Regions from separate parts of the Homo sapiens genome. Here region 1 is linked to region 2. Evidence: chromatin loops called from intact Hi-C (ENCODE). Cell type or tissue: A673. All regions are shown on one strand. Each heading gives the region's core, and the rest is flanking DNA. Links, peaks and the distances in the headings are about the cores only.

Region 1 (2,500 bases), core at 1-2,500, 540 kb after region 2:
AATTATTATACAATGAAAAAAACATACTGACATATTCTATGATCCAGAATGTCAAAGGAGTTTTCATTCTTGCATTATTGTTGTTTATATTTTAAAATTCCTTAAAAGTGCAGACTATGACAGCTTGAATAAAGATTAGCAATAATAAGTAAATTTTCTTTTTGAAAAAAATGCTGTGAGAATGGTATAAGACAACTTTCTCCATTTCTAATTTTATTAATTAGTTTAAGTGTTTCAATATTTATTTCCTGACAGTTTTAGGTAAAAGTGCCTTAAAAAATACAAATCAAAAACAACTTGCCACAGATTATACTAAAAAATGCATAAACAAGGGGAAATTTATTTTCTTTTCACCTCACTAATAAAATCATCATAAGGCACAAAACTAAGTTTCTATTTCCAAAAAGAATAAGTGTTATTGGTCACCATTTCTTGAAGCACACAACTGTTACTGGGAATTGAAAATAAAATTACCTATTTTCAAAAGCCACAAAATGTTTGCATAATTTGGAGGTGGATGACAAATTTTGCTAGTGGTAAGCCAATTCCCATTTACAGAACAACAAATTATTGTTTCATATCTTGCTAGATATGGAAGTCAAACAGTATCCTATTGTAACTGCTTTAAAGTTACCACTTTGCAAAAGAAAAAGATAACTCATTAAAAAGTTTCAAAGGGTACAAAAACATTTCTGTTTCTAACAGTAAAAGGGGGACAAGCAGCACAATGCTGAGTGTAGCCAAAATATAATAACCTTTAATATGGGTATTTACACCAAAGTTTTTAAAAGTTGCAATAATATTCTTATAATTATAATAATATGTAGGAAGAGTTTAAATATAGTGTTTTAGTTACTTTTCTTAGAAGTAACCTTTTCTTTTTTTCTTCTTTCAATCCACGACAACCTCCTTCATTCAACAACAGAGTTTTGAACAGTTGAGTTGTGAGAATGTGAGCAGCTGCTGTTATTATAACTAAAGGTCTGTCTACTGCTTGAGTCTGAGAGACCACATGTTCGGCTGTCCTCTCATCTTGCCATCCTCACCAATTAACTATTAACATGGAGGGCTGTACACATGCTCTTGGGGGCTCTTTAACAGGCTTCTTGGCGAGTGGAACAACTACACAGCAGGGATCTGGGAACTGAGTAATGCTGGAATATAGGGGAGCCGTCCATAGTTCTGCTCCTTCTAATGACACTTTACTCCACAGTTCAGCATGTAACAAAGTCTGTACTTAACTTAGCCATTTTCACACACATTTTTAGTTCAATGTCTTTGGGCAGATACTAAAACTATATTCTATCAAGAGACAATATGAGTAATAATATTACTTCAAAGGGAAAATTGTTTAAGATTATATGCATATACACTTAAGACATTCATAATATATTTGTTGAACAATTTTCGTGTTTTCTTAACAGATATTTAGAATTTATTTTTATATACTCGTTCCAAAGTATGCTTGCCATTTTTTTCCTGTGGCATTAAAGAAAATAATCTTCAACCTGAAGGAAATAAGAAATTTCAAGTTCAAAGTTGTGGGACTGAACATAAAACATTTCAAATGCAAATTAAAAAATAAGTCTTCTTCATTCTACTCACAAAAGTCTTATTATAACAATAAGTTAAAATCAGTTTTGAATCTATGTCATTATTTTCCCTATTTTAACTTTTCCCTCTCTTTGCAATTTCCTTAACTATGTGTTCTTTCCCCTACAATGAAATTAAACATGGGAAGCATGCCAAAAGTACAATAAAGGGTAACTAATCATTACTATACAAGTCTGACAGAATGCTAATAACTAAAGTAAGAACACCGATTGGCTGGTTTAACAATTCAAGAAATAAGGATATTTTATACAAAGTACCTTTAATATTAATTTATATAATGCACTCAAATAAAGATATCACAATTTTATTATCTATACATACCCAACTATATGTATGATAAAATTTTCAAGGATATCCAACTACATTTCTACTTCTGCCCGAAACCACTCTACTACCATCCCCAAGCTCAAGTATTCATATACTCACATATACTACTTTTCTGTTCCATCCTATCTTTTACATTGTTGAAAAAGTTCCATGTGAATAGGAATCTTGTTTGTCTTGTTTGCTACTGTATCCCTATGGGTGCCTAGAACAGTGCCTGCATTATTTGTTAAATAAGTGTATAAGCTAACTTACCCACAGTCATTCAATCACCATTTAAACCCTAACTTACAATCTCCAGAGGTGGCACTGGTCATAGTGGACAGGAAGTTGATGAATGATGTTTAAAGAGTCTTGTTACAACATGGTGATGCTACTAATATTTGGATGGCCAACTGACTTTATCTATGCCTCCTGGTCTGTCTCAGGCCTAACCTGTGAGAAGATCCTGTCAGTGTTTTTCATAAAAAGAGGCTGCTGGAGATTTCTATTGCTTTGATAGACTTTTATATCTTATTTTTTGTAGCCTGATCTCTGTTCAAATCCTCAATTTTGGAGATCT
Region 2 (6,890 bases), core at 2,154-4,653:
TTTGAGACCAGTCTGGCCAACATAGTGACATAGTGAAACCCTGTCTCTACTAAAGACACAAAAATTAGCTGGGTGTGGTGGCACATGCCTGTAGTCCCAGCTACTCAAGAGGCTGAGACAGGAGAATCACTTGAACCCGGGAGGCAGAGGTTGCAGTGAGCCAAGATCGCGCCATTGCACTCCAGCCTGGGTGACAGAGCGAGACTCCGTCTCAAAAACAAAAAAGTGGACACCAAATGGTTAATGGAGAACAAGAGTCAGGAGGAGGAGAGGCAGGCCAGAGTTGTGGGGGCAACAACTTGCTGATGACATAGTCCAGCCTGGTCCCAGCCTGTGAGGCCACCGTGAAATGTCCTGTGCCTTGCTAGTCTGCCCCAAAAGTGATCCTGACATGGCCTCAGTTCCCAGACCCTCGGCGCTTCTGTTTGGGAGTCCCAACCCTATTTCCTGGGCTGGAGCCAACTGGATCCCTGTCTCCATCACTTTGACATGAGCCTGGTAGAGTCACCTGAGTCACCTGGTTTGCTTGTTTGGCTAAAGGACCAGGCTTTAGCACCTTTTGACCTTGGGCCTTCTCTGGCTCCAAGTAACTGGAGGCTGTTAGAGTCAAAGCATCTCTGAGGGAAGAGACCATGTCACTTATGTTCTCTGGGTCCTCTCCATCAGTCTCTTTTTCTGTATCTAGTCCCATGGACCTGGTTTCCCTGTACCTCTTTGCCAGGCTTTTTTGGCGAATAAAAGCCATCAAGAGAAGAGATAAGGGATTGGAGAGTGGGTAGCCAGGTGGACAGACACAGAGAAGTGAAGGTTCTTCCTACAACAGTAGGCAGCTGAGGAGGCACATGAAGGCATGCAGAGAAGTGGAGCCCAGGCACCCTGGCACGCAGGCGCTGTGAGCCTGGTGGGTGTGCTGCTGGTGGAGGATCAGCCGATGAAGTAGTTCTGTGGCATCTGCCGAGTCCTATTAAGTGCCACGCACCAGCAGCCGCAGGAGATTTAAGAAAAGAAAAAGCCACTAAAACATCCCACCTGTTACCAAGGAGCTGGCAGAGGAGAAGCTGACCTCAACATTCACAGGAAACTGTGGCTGCTTAGGGAAGAGGTGTGTGCAGGGGCCTTTGGGAGCAGAGGGCAGAAGGAGCCTCACTCTGGCAGCACACAGCTTCCCAGAAGTCTAAGGCGCACTGAGTCTTGGGAAGGAGTTTGCCAGGTCGAAAGCAGAGGCTAGACAGCAAGGCGGACGGGTGGGCAAAGGACAGAGCATGGAGGGCTGAACATCGGTGGAGAATCTGGGGAAAAGGGGGAGTTCCACAGCCTGGAGGGTCTGGGTTACTATGTTAAGGAGGAGGAACATGACCTTGTAGGCAATTTAAAAGCTATTTCTCAGGAGCAACAAAAAGGTAGCTGAGATAGAAAAATTAGTCTTTGAGAAGAAGGGGAAAATTTTGGAGGAGGAAGGAGGATTCGAAGAAGTGGAAAAGCAGAGGAAAAGTAGGTCAGAGTGGGATGGGGGGGTGGCATGAGCAACAGAGGTGGGATTAAACAAGGCATGTGGAGGGCATGAGGAAAGACCTTCATGGTTGGCTGCAGGGTGTGTCAGGGGTGTTGGGAGATGAGGCTGAAAATAGATCATGTGGGGAGAGAGGAGGCATTGGAGGATCTTTGAGCAGATACAGGGAAATTAAAGTAAATGTTACAGGAGGATTCACTTCTTGGCCATGTATAGATGGTTTGGACAGAGGGAGAGACTGAAGGCAACCAGGCCAGTTATGAGGTTCTTGTACAAGTCCTGTGAATTCCATCTTGAGACCAAGTCCTCTTTGCTTCCTGATTGTCTGGGTCCTAAAATTACCATTACCATAGGGATTGAAGAAGGATTATCAAAAAATATATATCTAGACAGTATTATTTTACCTCCCTACAGAAATGGCTTTCTTGAGTTTCAACTTGAACCTCTGTGCTTGCCTGTTATGGAGTGCTGACAAAAGAAGCTCTAAAGAACATTTCTGTATATTTTGCTAAGCTGTCATTAAACACATTGACAGGGGTGGGTGTGTTGGCTCACGCCTGTAATCCCAGCACTTTGGGAGGCCAAGAAGGGTGGGTCACTCGAAGCCAGGAGTTCAAGACCAGCCTGTCCAACATAACGAAACCCAATCTCTACTAAAAATACAAAAATTAGCTGGGCATGGTGGCAGGCACCTGTAGTCCCAGCTACCCGGAAAGCTGAGGCATGAGAATTGCTTGAATCCAAGAGGCGGAGGCTGCAGTGAGCTGAGATCATGCCACTGCACTCCAGCCTGGGTGACAGAGCAAGACCCTGTCTTAGAATAAATAAATAAATAAATAAACAGACAAACACATTGACAGTCCTTTTACTCAGTGACCTTTCTGTAAGTAACTACACAATCAGTTGCTCTCAAATTTAGCATGAGGAAGGAAACACATCTATTCAGTCAAACTTATACATCCCTTTGAAGGCAACAGGTAATGAGAACCATATATCCTAGTGTACTTGGCACTTTTTCCTTGGCTGCCAGGAAGCTCAGAACTAAATTTGCTTTGCGAATGTGGTAACTGCCTTACTCAGTTGCTCTTTGTTCTTTCTCATTGACTCCCTATCTTTTTTTTTTTAAAAAAAATTCTTTTAAAAATTTATTATTTTTAGTATGTTTAAATAACATAATCTGCCTTAGATACTTCTGGGAAATAGACTGTATGTATAATATGATTACATATTAAATGAAATAATTTCCTCCTCCCTGGGCAGGCAGCCCTTACTGTGCTTTTCCAGGCAGCCAGAAATCCTCTCTTTGGTCCCGTTGGCCCTGGCTCATGTCGAGTTGGGATGCCCAGCCTGCCTCTCCATCAGTTCATCCCGCCAACCTCCTTAGTGAGATACACTCGCTCTGAGCCCATCCGCCTCTGTTCGCTGGCCTTTTTGGCTTGAGATGTTTTCTATCTTTTCTATATTTCAAAGCTTTGTGGTAAATAATCAATTCAAACCAGCACCGAGTCTCTCTTTCTGTAATTCTAAAAACCCATTAAATTATATTGTTGGGAGAAAACAATAGCTGTGCTAATCATGCCCTGTGCATGCGCATCTTAATTTCCCCAGAGGCCTGAATATGAATTTTTACTAACATGTTAATTTTGTGTGTTAATCAGTAGCTGTAGGCCGAATGAATGGATTGACTATGTAAAACTGTTTGATATTGAAACAACTCCTTTTGACCCCCTCAAATTGGCTTCATTCCCCTAAAGACGGTTAAAGTTAATTAAGCACTCAATAGGTTTATGGTGTTTAAATTAAAATATATTACTCCTCATTGTGTAGTCATCAAGTGAGAAAGACATCCTCCTCCTGGCTGCCTGGCTGGCTAATGGGCTTATCAAAATTCATGATGTAATAAGAAGGCCGACAAGTGCATGAGAGACTCTGGCTGTCACTCAAGGAAAAAACATGGACCACCTTTGCCCACTAGAGGGCACAAGAGAGCCATGAATGCCCATAGCTTGGCGGGTTGGTTTTGGGGATGCAAGTAGGAAAGGCCCTTTGTAGGCCAATTTCTGTCGCTTGTAAAAAAAAACCAATTTATTCTTTTTTTTCTTAATAAATGTGGAGCTCTCTTTATTTCGCTAACTCCCTTCTTTCTTTCCTTCCTTGTTTATATTTTATACCCCTCTCCTTGCTTCTTAGATTTATTTGTGATTCCGCTCTTGACAGTAGTATGCAGTAGAAAATAGCCCACATGGCTTTCAGGAAAAAACAAAACAAAACGTTGCCATCCTTCCTCTGGATAACTTTTCCATAAAATTTTCATTGTATGTGGGCGGGGGGAGCAGGAGCCTTGTGCTTCCCGAGAAAATCACTGACACGGTGCTGAGAAAAATATATAAAATAACACTTAACTCCTCTTTCCAGAAGGACATGTGAAAGCTATAATTGTACCTGCTGACTTTCCCTCTGGGCCTCTCTGGGGCTGGGGGTAGGGACTGTGGCTTTGCAACCTACCATACAGTGAGTGTTTAGATCGGGAAGAATTGCCTAATGAAACCGGCAGAGTGAAGGGGAAGGTAGTGGGGAATCCTGCAGGAATACCAGCTCTGAATTAAAACAGGGCCTAGGCCCCACGAGCTGATCAGGGTGTTGCAACTCATGTCAGATCCAAACCTGCCAGCAAATCCCATTCTTGACGATGAGGACATTAGTCAGATGGGGACAATTGTCTGTGGTCATTTTTGGCAATGTGACTGGTGGTAGAGATTGTTGGGAGATTCAAAAGGATTCTTACCAGTGGATCTATAGCTCATTTTTCATTTTTGTAGAATGGTTTTAAGAAATTTATACTTTTAGGTAGCTCTTAATTGTGTGTATGTGTGCATGCATGTTAGTGTGTGTAGGGGTGAGTCACGAAATGGACATAAGATACCACTTTTAAAGATAAGTAGCCATGAGTATCAGACAAGGAGAAAATGGGTGATATGACAAATGAAATAGGAGTCATTGCAAGGAAAACTTAAAGAATACCAGGTTGCAAAAAAAATTGTGTTTAAAGAGGTGGGAGTCAGGCCAGGCATGGTGGCTCATGTCCGTAATCCTAGCACTTTGGGATGCCAAGGTGGGCAGACTGCTTGAGCCCAGGAGTTCGAGTTCAGCCTGGGCAACATGGTGAAACCCTGTTTCTATAGAAAATACAAAAAATTAGCCGGGCATAGTGGTACATACCTGTAGTCCCAGCTACCCTGGGAGACTGAGGTAGGAGAATCACCTGAGCTGAGGCAGTCAGGCTGCTGTGAACCACCATTGTACCTCTGCACTCCAGCCTGGGTGACAGAATGAGACCCTGTCTCAAAAAAAAAAAAAAAAAAAAGAAAAGAAAAGAAAAAAGAAAAAGGGCTGGGCGCGGTGACTCACGCCTGTAATCCCAGCACTTTGGGAGGCCGAGGCAGGCAGATCACGAGGTCAGGAGATAGAGACCATCCTGGCTAACATGGTGAAACCCCGTCTCTACTAAAAATACAAAAAATTAGCTGGGCGTGGTGGCGGGCGCCTGTAGTCCCAGTTACTTGGGAGGCTGAGGCAGGAGAATGGTGTGAACCCGGAAGGCGGAGGTTGTAGTGAGCCGAGATCGTACCACTGCACTCCAGCCTGGGCGACAGATAGAGAGTCCGTCTCAAACAAAAAAAAAAAAAAGGAAAGAAAAAAGAAAAGGAGGTGGACAGACATTTTGAAGGGCATTGTTTGGCTGTCTTCTAATCTTCTTATTCATGTTTTCAGTAATAGCATGGGGCTTTATTTTCAAAATACTTTCGATTGCTAATAGTTAATAGTGAATATTCCTCAAGGGCAGTGGTTTTCCAGCAATGGGGTAGGGACCAGAACCTGGAGGGTGTGGCCAAGGGGCTGGGGGCTCTGCCCCTGCTTCTACCAGAACGCTCTGCCTTTTTGGGGCTCCACTTAAGATCTAATTTGGAAAAGAGGGTTCCACTGCTAAAAGAGTAAAAGAGAGAGATAGAGGCAAATTTAAAACCTCTGGTTTAAGGCTGGCCTTGCTGGCTTATGCCTGTAATCTCAACACTTTGGGAAATTGAAGCAGGAACATCTCTCAAGCCCAGGAGTTCAAGACCAGCCTGGGCAACATAGGGAGATCCTGTGTCTACTAAATAAATAAATAAATAAATAAATAAATAAATAAAAATTAGCTGGGTGTGGTGGCAATCTCTTGTAGTCCCAGCTACTCAGGAGGCTGAGGTGGGATGATTGCTTGAGCCCTGGAGGTTGAGGCTGCAGGGAGCTGTGATCACACCACTGCACCCAGCCTGGGCAATAGAGTAAGACCCTGTTTCAATAAATAATAAGTAAATAATAAAATTAAACCTCTGGTTGACTGCCTTCTGGTTTACAGAGTTTTCCCATGATCTCACTTGGACCTCACAGAGACTTCATCCTCCCCAATCTCTGTTTTCAGAAGAGGAAGCAAAGTTCATCAAGATGAAGAAATATATTCCTTGTTACACAGTGAGTGGCAGAGCTTGGACTTGAGCCTGAGCCTTCAGAATCCAAATTCAGGACTCCTCCCTTACAGCAGGATAGAGTAGAGTGAGAACCTAAGATCAGACTTGAAGAGGGACCTGATGTGTGATGGCACCCTGGGTGACACAAGGAAAAGTCTCCAGGGAGAGGGTGGTGGTGATTGATTAGCCGGGTGGAGGGAGAAACCTGAGATTTAATAGGCAGGACAGCAGGAGGCAGCAGTGCCCCAGAAAGGGAAGAAACCATCGGAGCCTCCAGCGTCCTGATTGCCGGCCACAGCCCTCCCAGCCAGTCCTAGCCTCTGCATCTGGGACCAGGGATCCTGCCACTGGGCATCTCCTTTCATTTTGGGATTGTCAGCCTCATTCCAGTTCTTCAGCAGGTAGGAAACTGAGTCACAGGGTACCTAAGCTGGCCAGGAATCAGCCCTGCAAATCTGAGGGCCCAGCCCACAGAGTCTCCCATGGCTTTCTGGGGAAACGATTGACGTTATGGGAGTGAAATGGGAACAACTGTGGCCCATCAGCCCCGTGTGTTTAGGGACAGCCCCTCTGGGCAGCCTCCTTTCCAGAATCTCCCACGGATCCTTTGACCACAAAGCCGTGCACACGGTCATTTCATTCACTATTAATGTGCGCCCTTCCCCTGGCGTGGCTGGCTCTTTCTTAAAGTTAACCAGTAACTGGTCTTTTTGTTATCCGATTTCTGTGAGAGGAGCCCTGCCAACAATTCTCACCAAGGGAGCACTTCTGATTTTTGTTTCCTTTCTCTTTCGGGTCTGCGGAAAACCTTTCATGTCCCTTTGTGTCCTAGAGAACGGCACGCCGCCACCCAGAATGTGCCAGCCTACTTG

Evidence for each region. Peaks named below come from ENCODE experiments on the same cell type or tissue, not always from the same donor. Only the 100,000 strongest peaks of a DNase experiment are listed, where the experiment ranks them.
Region 1: a loop joins it to region 2, with 10 times the contacts of the local background. A loop is called at or near these places in 13 of 110 quality-filtered maps.

What each region holds. Positions count from the first base shown.
Region 1 is chr11:31,635,768-31,638,267 of GRCh38, reverse strand. The region is part of intron 7 of ELP4 (elongator acetyltransferase complex subunit 4); the gene reads right to left. Among named protein-coding and RNA genes, the nearest start is that of ELP4, 130 kb to the right of the region's middle. In A673, for the core only: no CTCF peak of the experiment used is centred there; a DNase peak (open chromatin) is centred at 1,117.
Region 2 is chr11:32,172,987-32,179,876 of GRCh38, reverse strand. No RefSeq gene overlaps it. Among named protein-coding and RNA genes, the nearest start is that of SNORA88, 33 kb to the right of the region's middle. RefSeq lists enhancers at 2,689-3,933, 2,438-4,387. In A673, for the core only: a CTCF peak has its summit at 3,487 (motif pointing right); a DNase peak (open chromatin) is centred at 3,476; H3K27me3 peaks cover 333 bases.